3 separate regions of the Homo sapiens genome follow, and all the other regions are linked to region 1. A link is an interaction called in ENCODE POLR2A ChIA-PET data of the cell type or tissue named here. Cell type or tissue: GM12878. All regions are shown on one strand.

Region 1 (5,000 bases):
GTTGGCTTCCAGCAGCTCCTCCCCAGGATAGCTCCTCCAGAGGTGCCTCCTCGCCTCCACTCCTTTCCCATCAGTCTGACCTGAGCAGCACCTGACCCACACGTCCCCACTCAGCCCCCATCAGGACAGTGCTCAACCTTTGACCCTCCCAGCAAATGAGGAAGCCAAGTGCAGTGTCCTGCTGTGAGTCATGCAGTGGAGCTGGGGTTCCACTCCAGGCCAGGACTCCTTCCACTGCAATGCCCTCAAAAGCTCCTGCCCAGGAGCTCCTGCCTGCTGGAACAGGAGATGATGGGGACCCTCAGAGGGCAAGGATCAGCTGAAAGCAAAGGCTGGGAATTAGCCAAATCCAATTCTAGGGCTGGACCCTTGTTTTCAGTCTCTTAAGGGTCTGGGGAGCCTGCTTTTCCCAGCCCTAGACCCAGCCACAGGCTGGGCAGCAGTGAGAGGAGCCAGCCACTTCCACAAGGCTAATGCGCCATGGCAGCCGGGACCATTCGTGTGTGGTACCCCCTGGTGTCAGACCAGGGAAGGACAGGTTTGCCTTGCTCACCTCGGTAGTGATGTTACTGGAGATTAATTCCTAAGACCTTCCCTTCTCCCTTCCCCACAAGGAGGTCAGGAATAGCTGGATGGAGGTGGATGAATTCCAGGAGGTCTCTTGAAATTAGCAAATCCCCATCTTCCGTAGTACACAAATACAAACAATTTCATGATGGCTCAGATAATCTAAAAATGGGTGACTGAATTCAAAGTCTGGCCCATTTGATTCTTGTGGACCAGGCTTATGATTCTGCACCCCTGTAAAAGACTTCACTTTGTTCTGAGTGACTGACTACTACATAATTCCAAATTCTGCCAACCAATGTTGAACAAAACTAAGAGTTCCTAGAAATCAGGTAACTGACATAACTCCACACACAGACCTTGCCCCGGCTGGATAATCCATTCTGTGGGAGTACAGTGAAGATTTCTCAGCCGTCCACACCCAGAAAGTCTGCTGGCCTTCCCTCCCTCCACTGGTAATGCAGTAGTAGGCCCTTGTTGTCTGGTAGTGCCTCGTGTCCTGGGCAGGTTTTTAGCTCAGAGCCTTTTCAAACAGATGTTCTTTCTTTTCTTCTTTCTTTCTTTTTTTTTTTTTTTTTTGAGACGGAGTCTTCCTCGTCACCCAGGCCGGAGTGCTGTGGTGCAATCTTGGCCCACTACAACCTCCACTTCCTGGGTTCAAGTGATTCTCCTCAGCCTCCCAAGTAGCTGGGACTACAGGTGCACACCACCATGCCTGGCTAATTTTTTGTATTTTTAGTAGAGATGGGGTTTCACCATGTTAGCCAGAATGGTCTTGATCTCCTGACCTCATGATCTGCCCGCCTCTGCCTCCCAAAGTGTTGGGATTACAGGTGTGAGCCACTGCGCCCGGCCTCAAACGGATGTTCTTTTGACACAGATGTATGGGGAGGTGAAGAACAGCCACTGAGCCCACAGCCTCCCCTGTCTTCCTGACACAGGAAGCTCTGTCCTCAAGTTTGCTATTCTGCTCAGTAAAACAGAAGCCTCTCAGTTAGCCAGACACAAATGGGGGTTTGGCAGCCATCTGTTGTTACCCAGTCATGCCCCTGAAGATCATGCCCCTACCCCAACCCACCCCAAGGGACCTATCAAAGGGTCCCTCAGCTGCTTTAAAGTGGTCTTCCGAGAGCAGTTTTGGCCCATGTGGTTGGTGCCATCTTGTTCCCTTTCTAGTGATGATGTAGCCTCCTCCACAGGCTGGCATTCAGTACAGCAGCTGGCTGGCCTGCCCCTTGGTCTGGCCCTGCCTGGACTCACCCTCTTCTTCCTTTCAGGAGATGTGCACATTGCCATCATGGACCGGAGTGGCCAGCTGGAGGTGGAAGTGATTGAAGCTCGGGGCCTGACCCCCAAACCAGGCTCCAAATCCCTCCCAGGTGAGGGATTTTGGAAATGGGGTCCTGACAGGGAGGGGCATAGAGCCGAGCTCTGGGTCTAGCAGGTCCTCAGCTCCCACTGGCCTAAATCGGGATTCTTTACAGTGGAGTCACAGCTTGCCTGGAAGGCCAGTGACTAGGTGGGGGAGTAAGGGAGGATGGAGGAATCAGTACTTGAGTCACCTCTTCTGCCTGCTGTCCACTGGCTGGCTCATTCCACACATCCTGCTCACCTCCAAGATCACCTGGCAGTTAGGGGATGGGCAGGCCAAAGCTGTCTGTCCTGGACCCCTCCCTGTCATACATTCTCTCCTCCCTTAGCCACCTATATCAAGGTTTACCTGCTGGAGAATGGGGCCTGCTTGGCCAAGAAGAAGACAAAGATGACCAAGAAGACCTGTGATCCCCTGTACCAGCAGGCTCTGCTCTTTGACGAGGGACCCCAGGGCAAGGTGCTGCAGGTGGGTGTCACAGGGCAAGTAGGGCAGGGTGGACTCACAGACTGGAAGTTGTAATTTAAAGTTTTTCATTTATGATTCATCCTGTGCCAGGTGCTGTGGTAGGTGCATTAATTTGCGTTACTCATTTACTTTCACAACCCTGTGAGGTATTACTGTCCCCAGTTGATTCATAAGGAAACCAAGGTTTTGGGGGTAATCAAATTGCTCCCCAGGTTGCACAGCTGGTAGGTAGAACCAGGACACATGTGACCACTGCCTCCTCCTTCCCCTAGTGCTAATGTTCATTGCACATCAGTTCAGTGCCAAGCCTTGTGTTAGGTGCTTTCCAAACACGACCTCATTTCATCCTGCAGATGATCCTGTGGAGTAGGTGTGATTCTCTTCACTTTACGGAAACCGAGTCTCTTACAGATGAAGTCACTTGCTTGGGGTGAGCCCAGGCCAGGTGACTGTCATCCCAATTACTTGAGAGCAACAAAGGCCTTCTGCACACTTGGTATTGTTAGCCCTTCTCAACAGTCCTGGGAGGGAGGGATCTTCATGCTCGTTTCATAGATGAAGAACCTGAGGTCACGTGGGGATAAAGCACAGTGGTGGATCAGTCTCTGGGCTCAGTCCTAGGTTCAGATTCCAGCTCAGCACTCATTAGCCGCGGGTAGATGTGACTATTAAACAGAGGATTGCATGTAGGGAGCCTTACATAGGGCCTGCCACATAAACAGCTACTCACTAAGTATTAACAATCATGGTGGTGGCTGCTGATCTTGCCTGAGGCCATGGAGGTGAGAGAGAAGAGGCTAGAGCCAGGGGCTGTCTGGGCCATCCAACTTCTCATCTAGGGCTGCTCCTCTGGGCTGAGATGGTTCTGTGGCAAGGGGCCTTGGAGTTGCAAATTTAAACTGCAGAGCCAGACATGGTGGCTCACAACCATAATCCCAGAGACTCGGGAGACTGAGGCAGGAGGATCACTTGAGTCCAAGAGTTTGAGACCAGCCTGGCAACATAGCAAGATCCCATCTCTAAAACATGAAAAAAAAAAAATTATCTGGTCATGGTGGCACGTGCCAGTAATCCCAGCTACTCGAGGTGCTGAGGCAGGAGGATTGTTTGAGCCCAGGAGGTCAAGGCTGCAGTGAGCTATGATTATGCCACTGCACTCCAGCCTGGGTGACAGAATAAGATCCTGTCTCTTAAAAATTAAAAATAAAAAAAGAACTGCGGAACCCTAGGCTTTGGGGAGTGGGAAGAATAATCTTTGGTGTTTGCTTAGAAAAGGAATAACGGCCGGGCACAGTGGCTTACGCCTGTAATCCCAGCACTTTGGGAGGCCGAGGCGGGTAGATCACGAGGTCAGGAGATCAAGACCATCCTGGCTAACATGGTGAAACCCCGTCTCTACTAAAAATACAAAAAATTAGCCGGGTGTGGTGGCGGGCACCTGTAGTCCCAGCTACTCGGGAGGCTGAGGCAGGAGAATGGCATGAACCCAGGAGGTAGAGCTTGCAGTGAGCTGAGATTGCGCCACTGCACTCCAGCCTGGGCAACAGAGTGAGACTCCATCTCAAAAAATCTCCCAGTGGTGTGGCTGGAAACACTGAGGTCCAGTGAGGGCATGGAGCTTACACAAGTCCCACGGCAAGCCAGCAGCACAGCTAGAGCTATGGCCAAGTCCTGAACTCTCAGTTTGCCCCTTCCTGGGGAAGGCTGTTATCTGAAATGCTGGGAGGCTCTGGAGTCACACACCCAGGTCCTAATCCAAGCTCTGCCACAAGTTACTGTGCAACTTTAGGTTAGCTAATTAACCTTTCTGAGCTACAGTTTCCTTCATGGAAATAATGATACAGAGCACCCCTACCTACATGGCTTGTTATAACAATTGAAAGAAAGAATCTAGGTAAAATCCATAGGATCGTATCTAACACACCTCAAGTGCTCAGTAAATTATTGTGTGAAATCAGTCTTGAGTTCTGGCTCCCTCTGCTCCATCTGTGCCCTGCTGAAACGTGTAGGTTCCTAGGCCTGCTGCACAGTCCTGGAGTCAGGGAGGTGGCTCACTCCCTCCCTCTCTTCCTCCTGGCAGGTGATCGTCTGGGGAGACTATGGCCGCATGGACCACAAGTGCTTCATGGGCATGGCCCAGATCATGCTGGACGAGCTGGACCTCAGCGCCGCGGTCACCGGCTGGTACAAACTCTTCCCCACCTCCTCAGTGGCAGACTCCACACTCGGATCCCTCACCAGGCGCCTGTCCCAGTCTTCCCTGGAGAGTGCCACCAGCCCCTCATGCTCTTAAGGATGTCAGGAAGAGGCCAGGATGGTGGTGTGGGGAGGGGTGCCTGCTGGCCCCATGTCCTCCCCTGTACATAGTCTTCGTGTCTTTCTGGACCCCTTGTCCTGCTGCATGCCTGTTGGCTACTGGGCTCATCCCAGCTGGCAGTGGAGACTGTAGTGTGTGCGTGTGTGCGTGCGTGTGTGTGTGTGTGTACGTGACCACGTTCTATCTGTTCATTTGTCTGGGTATAGTCACTCCTGGTGATGATATGGGCTGAAATGTCTCCACGTCTCTTTGTGTCTTGTTGAAAAGAAACCCAAA
Region 2 (5,000 bases), 180 kb before region 1:
AGGAGCCCCTTAGCTGGGGTCTCATGCCTGCCACAACTAGGGTGTGGCTTCATTCATCCAACAAAGGACTTTCTAAGGATTCTCTCTGGCCCCCTCTGGGACCTCAGTTTCTCCATCTATACAAATATAGATGAAACATGGGTGCTGGCTGGCCTGGGCCCTCTCTAATCTCCCCAGCAGACAGGCCAGACTAGCGGCCACTTTCTAGGACATCTTTGCCCATCATGTCTGCCTGCAAGTTGTGGCCCATGTTCTTTCTCCCTGCCCAGCCCAGGAGGCAGAATGAGACAGGCGGGTGTTGCCTGGCTGGCTCTCCCCAGCTGGTCTGATCACAAGGCTTATCCAACCTTTCCTCTCCATTTCCCCCATCTCCCCATCCCATGACTATCCCACTCGTTCAGGAGGGAGCAAGAGGATTAGAGATGAAAAAGTGAATGGTTTGCTTAGATTTGTGGTTTTCAAACTACGGTGGGTGTCAGAGTCACCTGGAGGGCTTGTTAAAATACTGATTTCTGGGACCTATTCCTACAGTGTCTGATTCAGTAAGTTTGAAGTGGAAAATATGCCTTTCTACAAAGGTCCCTGGTGATACTATTGCTGCTGTTATGGGGACCACACTTTGAGAATCACTGGCTTAGGTGATGGGAGCAGTTGCAGCTGACTCAATTATTAGCCAGCTCAGGGCTTTTAAACAACTGCAATCACCGCCTTCTCCACATTTATACCTCCTCAAGTCACTGTCCAGAAGCGGCCACAGGGCAGGAGGGGGAAAGCTCTGCTGGGGAGGTGGCTCTCATGTGGTGACCTGAAGTAATAACCATAACTGCTCCTGCTGGCCAAAGGCTTCCTATTGGCCAGACACTGTGCCAAGCCCTCTAAATGCATGTTCTTAATGAGTTCTCACAGTGACCCCATGGAACCGTACCATCATCACCCTGATAAGGAGAGGGCGGTTCAGAGGCGTATACTGTGGTGACTGCAGAGCTCTGTGAATACACTAAAATCCTCTGAACTGAACACTTTAAAAGGAGGAATTTTACTGTATGTGAATTATATCTCAATAAAGCTGTTATTCAAATGAGAAAAGAAAGGTATGACTTGTTCAAAGTCATAAGCGCAGGACCTGAGCCCAAGACCACCTGGACCACCGGGCCCTACTAATGCTCTGGGCCTCAATTTCCCTGTCAGAAACACACACAAAGGTCGGGGACAACTCAGTGATGGTTAAGGTCCCTGTAGCTTGGTAACTCTCCAGCAGTGGGGTGGAGAGGATCGGCCATCAGCTCAGCTCCAGATTCTCTGGGGATGTCCCTGGATCCAGCTGAGGTCTCTCTCTTCATACCCACTGGGCGTTTGCCCAGTGTCCACGGCTCTCTCTCTCGACATGTCCAACATGTCCCTGGAGGGACAGCTGCTGGGAGGCCAGGCCAGAGAGATGGGGATATGATGGGGGTAGGAAAGATGGCAGGGCATCTCACAGCAGAAAAGAGGTTGTCACCTGACCTCTCTGGGCTATATTCACTTCAGACACCTACACTCAGCCAGGTTTATTGTAAAACCAGAAATGAATAATCCAGGTCCCAAGGAATTAACAACACAGAACATGACACAGTGGTGACGGGATGGACGAGGCCATGACAGTGTACTCAAGGGGTCGGGGAGAGTCCCAAGAAGCCTTCCGCACAACCAAAGTGGAGGGATCAGTGAAGACTTCTTGGAGGAGGTAACTGGACAGGGGTCGGGGTGCCCCAGGCAGAGGAAGCAGGATGTGCAAGCAGTGGGAATGTGGCCGTCGAGGCAGCCCAGAACGGCCAGCAGTTCTGGATGGTGTGGCCTAAAGTGAAGGGGGCAGTGGAAAAACCAGAGAGGGCCAGACCCAGGGGCCTTGAGTAGCATTCTCAGGCACTGTGAACATGATCCCAAAGGCAATGGGGAGTCATTGTAGAGTTCTTTTTTTTTTTGAGACGGAGTCTCACTCTGTCGCCCAGGCTGGAGTGCAGTGGTGTTGGCTCACTGCAACCTCCGCCTCCTGGGTTCAAGAGATTCTCGTGCCTCAGCCTCCCGAGTAGCTGGGATTACAGGTGCCTACCACCACGCCCGGCTAAGTTTTGTATTTTTAGTAGAGACGGGGTTTCACCATGTTGGCCAGGCTGGTCTTGAACTCCTGACCTCAAGTGATCCACCTGCCTCGGCCTCCCAAAGTGCTGGGATTACAGGCGTGAGCCACCGCACCTGGCCAATTGTGGAGTTCTAAGAGAGGAAATGACACAGTCCAATTTGCATCTCAGGACCACTTGGGGAAGTACACAGAATAGATCAAAGGAGATAAGACTCAGCAGAAAGACCAAGAAAGCTCCACAATAGCTCAGACGACAGATGACTGTGGCCTGGCCCAGGGTGGTGGCAGCAGGGAAGAGGAGTGGATGGGTTGGAAAACACCGCAGGAAGTAGGGCTCGGTGATTAACTGGAAACGGGAACTAGGAAGGAGAACAACTTCTCTATTTCTGGTTTGGGCATTGGATGGATGAAGGTGCCATGAGTGCCTTCATGGGACGGGGGAGACCCCACTGGAGGAGCAGGTGTTGGGTGGTGGGCATGTTGAGAGAGAGAGAGGGCTATGGGCACTGGGCAAACACTCCATGGGTATGAAGAGAGAGACCCGGCTGGAAATGCAGATCTGGGGGACATCAGGGTAGAGGTGGTGACTGAGGTCACAGGAGCAGCTGAGACAGTCCAGAGAGCTTGTAGCAAAGTTAGAGGAGGACCCGATGGAGCCCCAGCGGTGCAGCAGGAACAGAGGCCCTCTACGCAGACTGGGAGGGATAGCCAGAGAGCTGGGAGGGAAAGCAGAAGAGAGAAGTGTCAGAGAGGCCACGTGAAGAACATGTTTCAAAGCGGGAGTAGACAACAGTGTCAAATGCTGCCAAGAGGTCAAGTGAGATAAGGCGTGAAAAATGTCCTCTGGATTTGGTGACACATTGGTCACTGGGTCCCTTGGCAAGGGCAGCCTTCTCTCAGAAGGAGAGGAAGACCAGAACAGGCCCAGAAAAAGTGAGAAAGGGGAGGGGCAGTGAGGAGGTAGAGACAGTAAGTGTAGGTTTAACAATTTGAAGATGTTTGACTGCAAAGAAGAGATCAGAGATCGTAGCTGGAGAAGGATGCAGGGTATAGGGAATCTTTTTCTTTTCTTTTAAGATGAGAGAGCCAGAGTGGAAGGAGCCAAGAGATCAAGAAGGAGAAGTTGAAGATGCGGGGAGACAGAGTGAGTAGTCAATGGAATGAAGTCCCCAAGGAAGATGGGAGGCTGGGATCCAGAGCCAGGGAGGAGCTGGTGTGGAGTAGGAAGGATCCCTCCAGCTTCCACAGGGACAGGAAGGCATGTAGGTGGGAGGAGGCTGTGGGAAGGGAGGAGGCCGACAGCCCCTACTCACTGGGGACTGCTCTGGGAAGAGGCAAGGCCCAACTCTCAGAAGTGGGCAGGAGGGTGGGGTGGGGGATCTGAAGAGATGGAGGAGGTATGGAGCTGGGAGAGGAAGGTGGGAGAAAAGACCACGCCTGGAGAGGGGTCCCATGGGAGCACAGGACCATTATCCTCAGCAGCGAGGATGGCTCTTCAGACCTGGAACATCACAGGCACTCAACACATGCATTTCAGGGTTTTATTTAGGTTTTTTGTTGCTGTTTGTTTTTAAGGCTTGATTATCCAGTAGGAAGCAGCCTGTGTGAGAAGAGGACCGCTCCCCACCCCCAAGTATCCACCAAGGCCAAGGTAAATACAGATCCAGGCCTTGCCCCCTCCTTCCTCCAGAGCCTCCTTCCTTCCCTCGTCTTTCCAGCGTCCCTCCCAGACTGAGCCCTGCCAGTGTCTGGGGACTGCCCAGCCACCAGCAGTTTCCCTGATTTCTTTTCTTTTGAGACAGGGTCTTGCTCTGTTGCCTGTGTTGGAATGCAGTGGTGCAATCATAGCTCACTGCAGCATCACTCTCCAAGGCTCAAGAAATCTGCCTGCCTCAGCCTCCTGAGTAGCCGGGACCACCACACCTGGCTAATTTTTTTTGATTTTTAGTAGAGACAAGGTCTTGCTATTTTCCCAGGCTGGTCTCCAACCCCCAAGCTCAAGTGATTTGTGCATCTGGCCTGGGGAGCGCGTGACTCTTTCCTTGCCCCCTAGACCAGGGCCCAAAGGCAGGGCTCTGTCTCCCCTCAGCTGGAGGACCCTGAGGCCAGTCTGTCCTCCATTCAGCCAAGGTCCCTAGAGGGCAGAAGCTATGGCCACCATCACCTTCTGGAAGAAAGGGGCTCCTTAAACCCCAAACCGGAGCTGATACCGAAGAAGGGACTTCAGCTAGACTTGACAGGCACTTCCTGACAAGGGGGGCAGCCTGGAGGCCCCCAGACTCTTCTAGAGAGAGCAGGCACTTACTTTCTCCTGCAGGGGAATAAGGGGAGGGGCAGTAAGCCAGGCCTCAGAGCGAGGCTCTTTCCAAGAATCCTCAGGGGCTGGGAGGAGAAGTTTCCCCTGATCCAGCGATTCTAAATATGGCAAAGGGAGCAAGAGCACGTGACCCAGGGCCCCACACCAGGGCCGCCGCCACTGCCGCTGCTGCTTCTCTGGGCCAGAGGCTTGCGCTGGGGCTTAGAAATTGCAATGGGGCCCTGATGGAGCCTCAGTTTCCCTGTCTGCAACATGTAGGTGGAGCACTACTCAGTAATGGCCAAAGTCCCTTCCGCCTTGTGACTCTCCAGCAGTGGGGTAGAAAGGAGAGAGTTGGCCCTCAGCTGAGTTTCCCTGAGGCTGTCCCTGGAGGGACAGCAGCCGCCAGCACATAGAACAAACTATGAAAAAAATGCCCCCTCTTGGAGGATGGCTTAGAAAAAAAGCATTCCCGTTAGCCTGACAAGTTATAAAAACTTGACCCCTCTAGACGGACCCATTAGCACAGGCATCCCTTCCCCTGGGCTGCCCCACCCCTGGGCATAGGCTGGATTCCAGCACCCC
Region 3 (5,000 bases), 74 kb before region 1:
CTAAATTATTAGGACCATTTAACCAGTAACAAACCACATTTATAAGAGCATGAAACAACTAGGTAAATCATTAACAAGAGTACACTGTTAAAATTTGAAGGGGTTGTGAGACAATTTCACAATGGCATCCAAATAAAGAGTTTGGTTATGTTAACACGATGTGTTATAGGTACTGTAATTCTTTTCTCAAAAGTTTAGATTACAGATTCTGAATAGCTACTCCCATCCTGGGAAGAGAAGGCAGAAGGCCAACAGGCCTTATCTGTACTGGAGCTTCTCTTAGCCCCAGAACACCTGAGGGCCAGTCAGCTGACAAGGAAAAGCAGCTCATGTGAAGGGTGGGGGTGGGGAGCAGAAGAATAGGGAGAACATGTTCACAACCTCGCTGATTACTAATTAGTGCCAGTATGGCAAAACAACTAAGCACTTGGAAGGCAGTGTTAGTTTCAAGTTCTGACTCTACTTATTAATTATATGACACTGTACTAACCCTGAGCCTCAGTTTCCTTATCTGTAATGTATAGATATCACCATGTATACCAGAGAGCCATTTTAAGGATTAAACAAGGTAATATATGTAAAGCATATTGTACTATGCCTGAATAAGCATTGAAAAAATGGAAAGTATTAAATGTCATCCAATTCAACTTCCTTGATTTATAGACGGTTAAGGTTCAGAAAGGGAGAAGACCTGCTTAAGGCCCTGAAGCCACTTTGAAGAAACACCTCTCTTCTATCTCTAGCATATTCTGCAGGCCTGCAGAAAGCAACTCCTTAGCCATAAAGGACAGTATGGGAAGACTACCAGGAGCCATAAAATTCTCCACTTTTTATGCTGGAAACCCAGGTTTTTCACCACTAATCCCACCAAATGTCTGATCACTGTTCCAAAAGCTGGCCCTCCGACTCTGCTTCGGATGTACCAGATTAACCCAATCATGACCTTTAACACTCTATGAAGGTCTTCAGCGTAGTTTTTATTACTTCTTGGCAGTTTGCAAGGAAAAGACCTCAAGTCCTACTTCTCATCAACACTTACCTTAGAATTCAAGCCACAGTGGGAAGAGAACCCAAATTATTCTTGAATTCCATTTGGCAGCTGAATCCATTCACTCTTACTATAGCTTTCTCTTCTACCTGTCATTACTGTGGACTGAGAACCTAACAGAATCTCTAGGATTTCAGCTAACATTCTTCCCTGGTCCTGGATCTCAGCAGCCCTCTACACCAGACAACTGCATCTTCTTACCCTAAAAAACACTCAAATCAGGCTGGGCGCTGTGGCTCACGCCTGTAATACCAGCACTTTGGGAGGCTGAGGGGGGCAGATCACGAATTCAGGAGATCGAGACCATCCTGGCTAACACGGTGAAACCCCGTCTCTACTAACAATACAAAAAATTAGCCGGGCGTGGTGGCGGGCGCCTGTAGTCCCAGCTACCCAAGAGGCTGCAGCAGGGGAACTGCTTGAACCTGGGAGGTGGAGGTTGCAGTGAGCAGAGATCGCGCCACTGCACTCCAGCCTGGGAGACAGAGCTGTCTCCAAAAAAAAAAAAAACACTTAAATCACTATGAGACAAAACCAGTAACTCTGGTTACACGGTTGAAGCTTTAATACTCTCAAAGAAGGTAAAGTGAGAATTTTGCTCTTGGTTGGGAGAATGATTTCTGAATCATAGCTACCTGCTTACTAGCTGCATATTGGCCAAGATACTTAACCATTTCTGAGCTCACTTCCTCCTGTGTAAAATGGAGGCAATAACACCAACTAACAGGAGTGTTGAGGCTTAAATAAGTGAAAGCACTCAACATATTATCTGGAATGTGGTAGGTGCCCAATTAATATCTAAATATACACTTGATTATACAGCAGGTACACATAACTATTTTTTAACATGCCTCTATTACCAAAGAAGGGCTTCTTGAAGGCAGCAAGTGTCTTTATTTTTATCTACATATATCCCCAAAGCATAAAGATATAAATCAAATCCGATTTTAGCCACAGTGTCAGTGAAATAACGGAGTAGCAGGGATTGAGGAAAACTGGCAAGTGTGTGACTCATCTAAAGGAGTGACCACTACACAGCTCCAACTGAAGAGGGCCATGTAGGAAATGTGGTTAACTGCAATAAGAGCTTCATATTCTTTTTTTTTTTTTTAGGGCTAATTGCCCAGGCTGGAGTACAGTGGCATGATCACAGCTCACTGCAGCCTTGACCTCCTGGGCTCAAGTGATCCTCCTGCCTCAGCCTTCTGAATAACTAGGAGCACAGGCATGCGCTACCACACCCAGCTAATTTTTAATTTTTTTTTGTAGAGACAGGGTCTCCCCATATTGCCCAGGCTGGTTTCAAACTCCTGGGCTCAAGTGATCCTCCCACCTCAACCTCCCAAGATGCTGGGATTGTATGTGTGAGCCACTGCACCCAGCCCAGATTCTTTAAGAAGTAAAAGACAGACTGTTTTAATGTCAAATCTTTCTATTTTAAGTTTCGGTTCAAGTTTTAAAAAAAACAAAACATAGGCCAGGCGTGGTGGCTCATGCCTGTAATCCCAACACTTTGGGAGGCCGAGGTGGGTGGATCACCTGAGGTCAGGAGTTCAAGACCAGCCTGGCCAACATGGGGAAACCCCGTCTCCACTAAAAATACAAAAAGTAGCTGGGCGTGCTGGTACATGCCTGTAATCCCAGCTACTCGGGAGGCTGGGGCAGCAGAATCGCTTGAACCTGGGAGGTGGAGGATGCAGTGAGCCGAGATCATGCCACTGCACTCCGGCCTGGGCAACAGAGTGAGACTCCATCTCAAAAAACATTATAAGCAAATCAAAGAAAATTGAGGACTGCCAGATTATAATTTCTGACCCATTATCTCTCACCCAACTTGGTCTTGAACAACTAGTAGCTATTTCTCAAATCCAATCCACCTTCAAGGTTTAACAAACAAACAAAAATATGTTCACACATCTTCAAAATAATCTGATAGAAGTTCTGAAGATAGGCCGGGTGCGGTGGTTCACACCTGTAATCCCAGCACTTTGGGAGGCCGAGGCAGGTAGATCACGAGGTCAGGGGATCCAGATCATCCTGGCTAACATGGTGAAACCCCACCACTACTAAAAATACAAAAAATTAGCTAGATTTGGTGGCACACACCTGTAGTCCCAGCTACTCGGGAGGCTGAGGCAGGAGAATCGCTTAAACCTGGTAGGCGGAGGTTACAGTGAGCCAAGATCACGCCACTGCACTCCAGCCTGGGTGACAAAGAGAGACTCCCTCTCGAAAAAAAAAAAAAAAAAAGTTCTGAAGATAATCCCCAAAAAAGGCCCAGAAACATTCTGAGCAATGACCACGTCATTAGAATAAAGGAACATTGCACTGGTGCTCAGTAAATGGTTATCAGTGAATGAAGGAATGAAATAAACTAATAAATGGACCTTAAGGAGATGACAAATTCTGAATTATTTGTTTTTTGAAAATAAGTTATATTCTCCAAAGCATAAATTAAGACCAATAGATGGGAAATTATTCTGCAAAGACTCGCTTCAGCTCTCAGAGCTGTCCAAAGATGACACAACTTTCCTCAGAAGCTATGGATGGGGTTGTTAGGCACGGGCTGTTTGAACACTTGACAGGGATGTGTAAAGGCAACATGAGAGAGAGCAGTCATGTGCAGCAGCAAGAAAAAAAGCCCAATCTTTACAGCTAAACAGATTTAGATTTTAATCCCTCCTCACCACTTTTTAGGTGAGTGACCTCGTGCTAGTTATTCAACTCCATCGAGGCCAGTTTCCTGCACTAAAACATCTTGCAAGGTTTTAGGGCTTAGGAAAATTTCATTTGTTCAATAAATACTTAAATTATAAGCATAGCCATTGTACTAAATAAGCTCTGGGGATTCTAAACAAGACACAGTTCCTGTCCTTAAAGAGATTAAAGTCTACTGTAACAAACAGGAAAGTTAAAATAGGCAATCATGATGCTGTACATTAAGAGTTACAACACATGCAAATGCAAAATGCTATGGGAGGACATAAGCATAGCACCTAACCCAGGGCTTACGTAAGTTTTAGGCTGGTCAGAGAAAGCTTCTTAGGAGAATTAAAATCCTAAGAATAAAAACCAAGATAGACAAAGTGAACTGCATGTGCAAAGGCCTGAAGCTGACAGAAAGTATTACATTCCTGTTTGGTATAGCAGCAGCCCAGAAGCAAGAAGCTAGAAGTAGAGTTAGAAAGGTAGGCCGGGCGCAGTGGCTCATGCCTTTAATCCCAGCACTTTGGGAGGCCAACTGAAGTCAGGAGTTTGAGACCAGCCTGGCCAACGTGGTGAAACCCCATCTCTACTAAAATACAAAAATTAGCCAGGCATGGTGGCAGGCACCTGTAATCCCAGCTACTCAGGAGGCTGAGGCAGGAGAATCCCTTGGAGGCAGGAGAATCCCTTGTACCCAGGAGGCAGAGGTTGCAGTGAGCCAAGATTGCACCAATGCACTCCAGCCTGGGTGACAGGGCGAGACTCTCTCTCAAAAAAAAGAAAGGTATACAGGGTTGGACAAAGCTAATATACTAAAACTTTATTCTAAGGACAATGATAAGGAACTAATGCGTCTTAAACATTGGACTGGCACAATCAGTCCCACGTTTAAAGTGTAATTCTGATTTTCCCAGCCCCATGTTTAAGACTGTTTAGTTCCTTACCATTGGGTACAGTGTGGAGAATAAGCTGGAGAAGGGGACACAGTGGGAGGATGGCAGCACTCTAGACCACTAACGTGGAAAACAGGATGCTAAAGTTATCTGGTGACTGGATGCAGTAGTGAAGACACTGAGTTCAAGACCAGCCTGGACAACAAAGCAAATAATTCAGAATTTGTCATCTCCTTAACGTCCATTTATTAGTTTATTAAAAATTAAAAAATAAAACAAATTTTTTTGAATTCAAGACCAGCCTTGAACCTCATAGAGTGAGACTCCATCTCAAAAAATAAAAAATAAGCCAG

What was found. Peaks named below come from ENCODE experiments on the same cell type or tissue, not always from the same donor. Only the 100,000 strongest peaks of a DNase experiment are listed, where the experiment ranks them.
Region 2: POLR2A ChIA-PET joins it to region 1 with 13 read pairs; 1 of 35 experiments calls an interaction of 5 or more read pairs at or near these places.
Region 3: POLR2A ChIA-PET joins it to region 1 with 6 read pairs; 9 of 35 experiments call an interaction of 5 or more read pairs at or near these places.

Annotation. Positions count from the first base shown.
Region 1 is chr1:40,626,217-40,631,216 of GRCh38, reverse strand. It overlaps RIMS3 (regulating synaptic membrane exocytosis 3), which reads left to right. Exons shown (of 8, transcript NM_014747.3): 6 at 1,845-1,946; 7 at 2,268-2,407; 8 at 4,488-5,000. The coding sequence ends at 4,700. Among named protein-coding and RNA genes, the nearest start is that of RIMS3, 37 kb to the left of the region's middle. RefSeq lists an enhancer at 1,716-2,915. In GM12878, a CTCF peak has its summit at 502 (motif pointing left); a DNase peak (open chromatin) is centred at 2,566; H3K27ac peaks cover 195 bases.
Region 2 is chr1:40,807,021-40,812,020 of GRCh38, reverse strand. The region is part of intron 1 of KCNQ4 (potassium voltage-gated channel subfamily Q member 4); the gene reads right to left. Among named protein-coding and RNA genes, the nearest start is that of KCNQ4, 26 kb to the right of the region's middle. In GM12878, no CTCF peak of the experiment used is centred here; a DNase peak (open chromatin) is centred at 2,310; H3K27ac peaks cover 821 bases.
Region 3 is chr1:40,700,640-40,705,639 of GRCh38, reverse strand. The region is part of intron 1 of NFYC (nuclear transcription factor Y subunit gamma); the gene reads right to left. Among named protein-coding and RNA genes, the nearest start is that of NFYC-AS1, 11 kb to the right of the region's middle. In GM12878, no CTCF peak of the experiment used is centred here; no DNase peak of the experiment used is centred here; H3K4me3 peaks cover 697 bases; H3K27ac peaks cover 2,543 bases.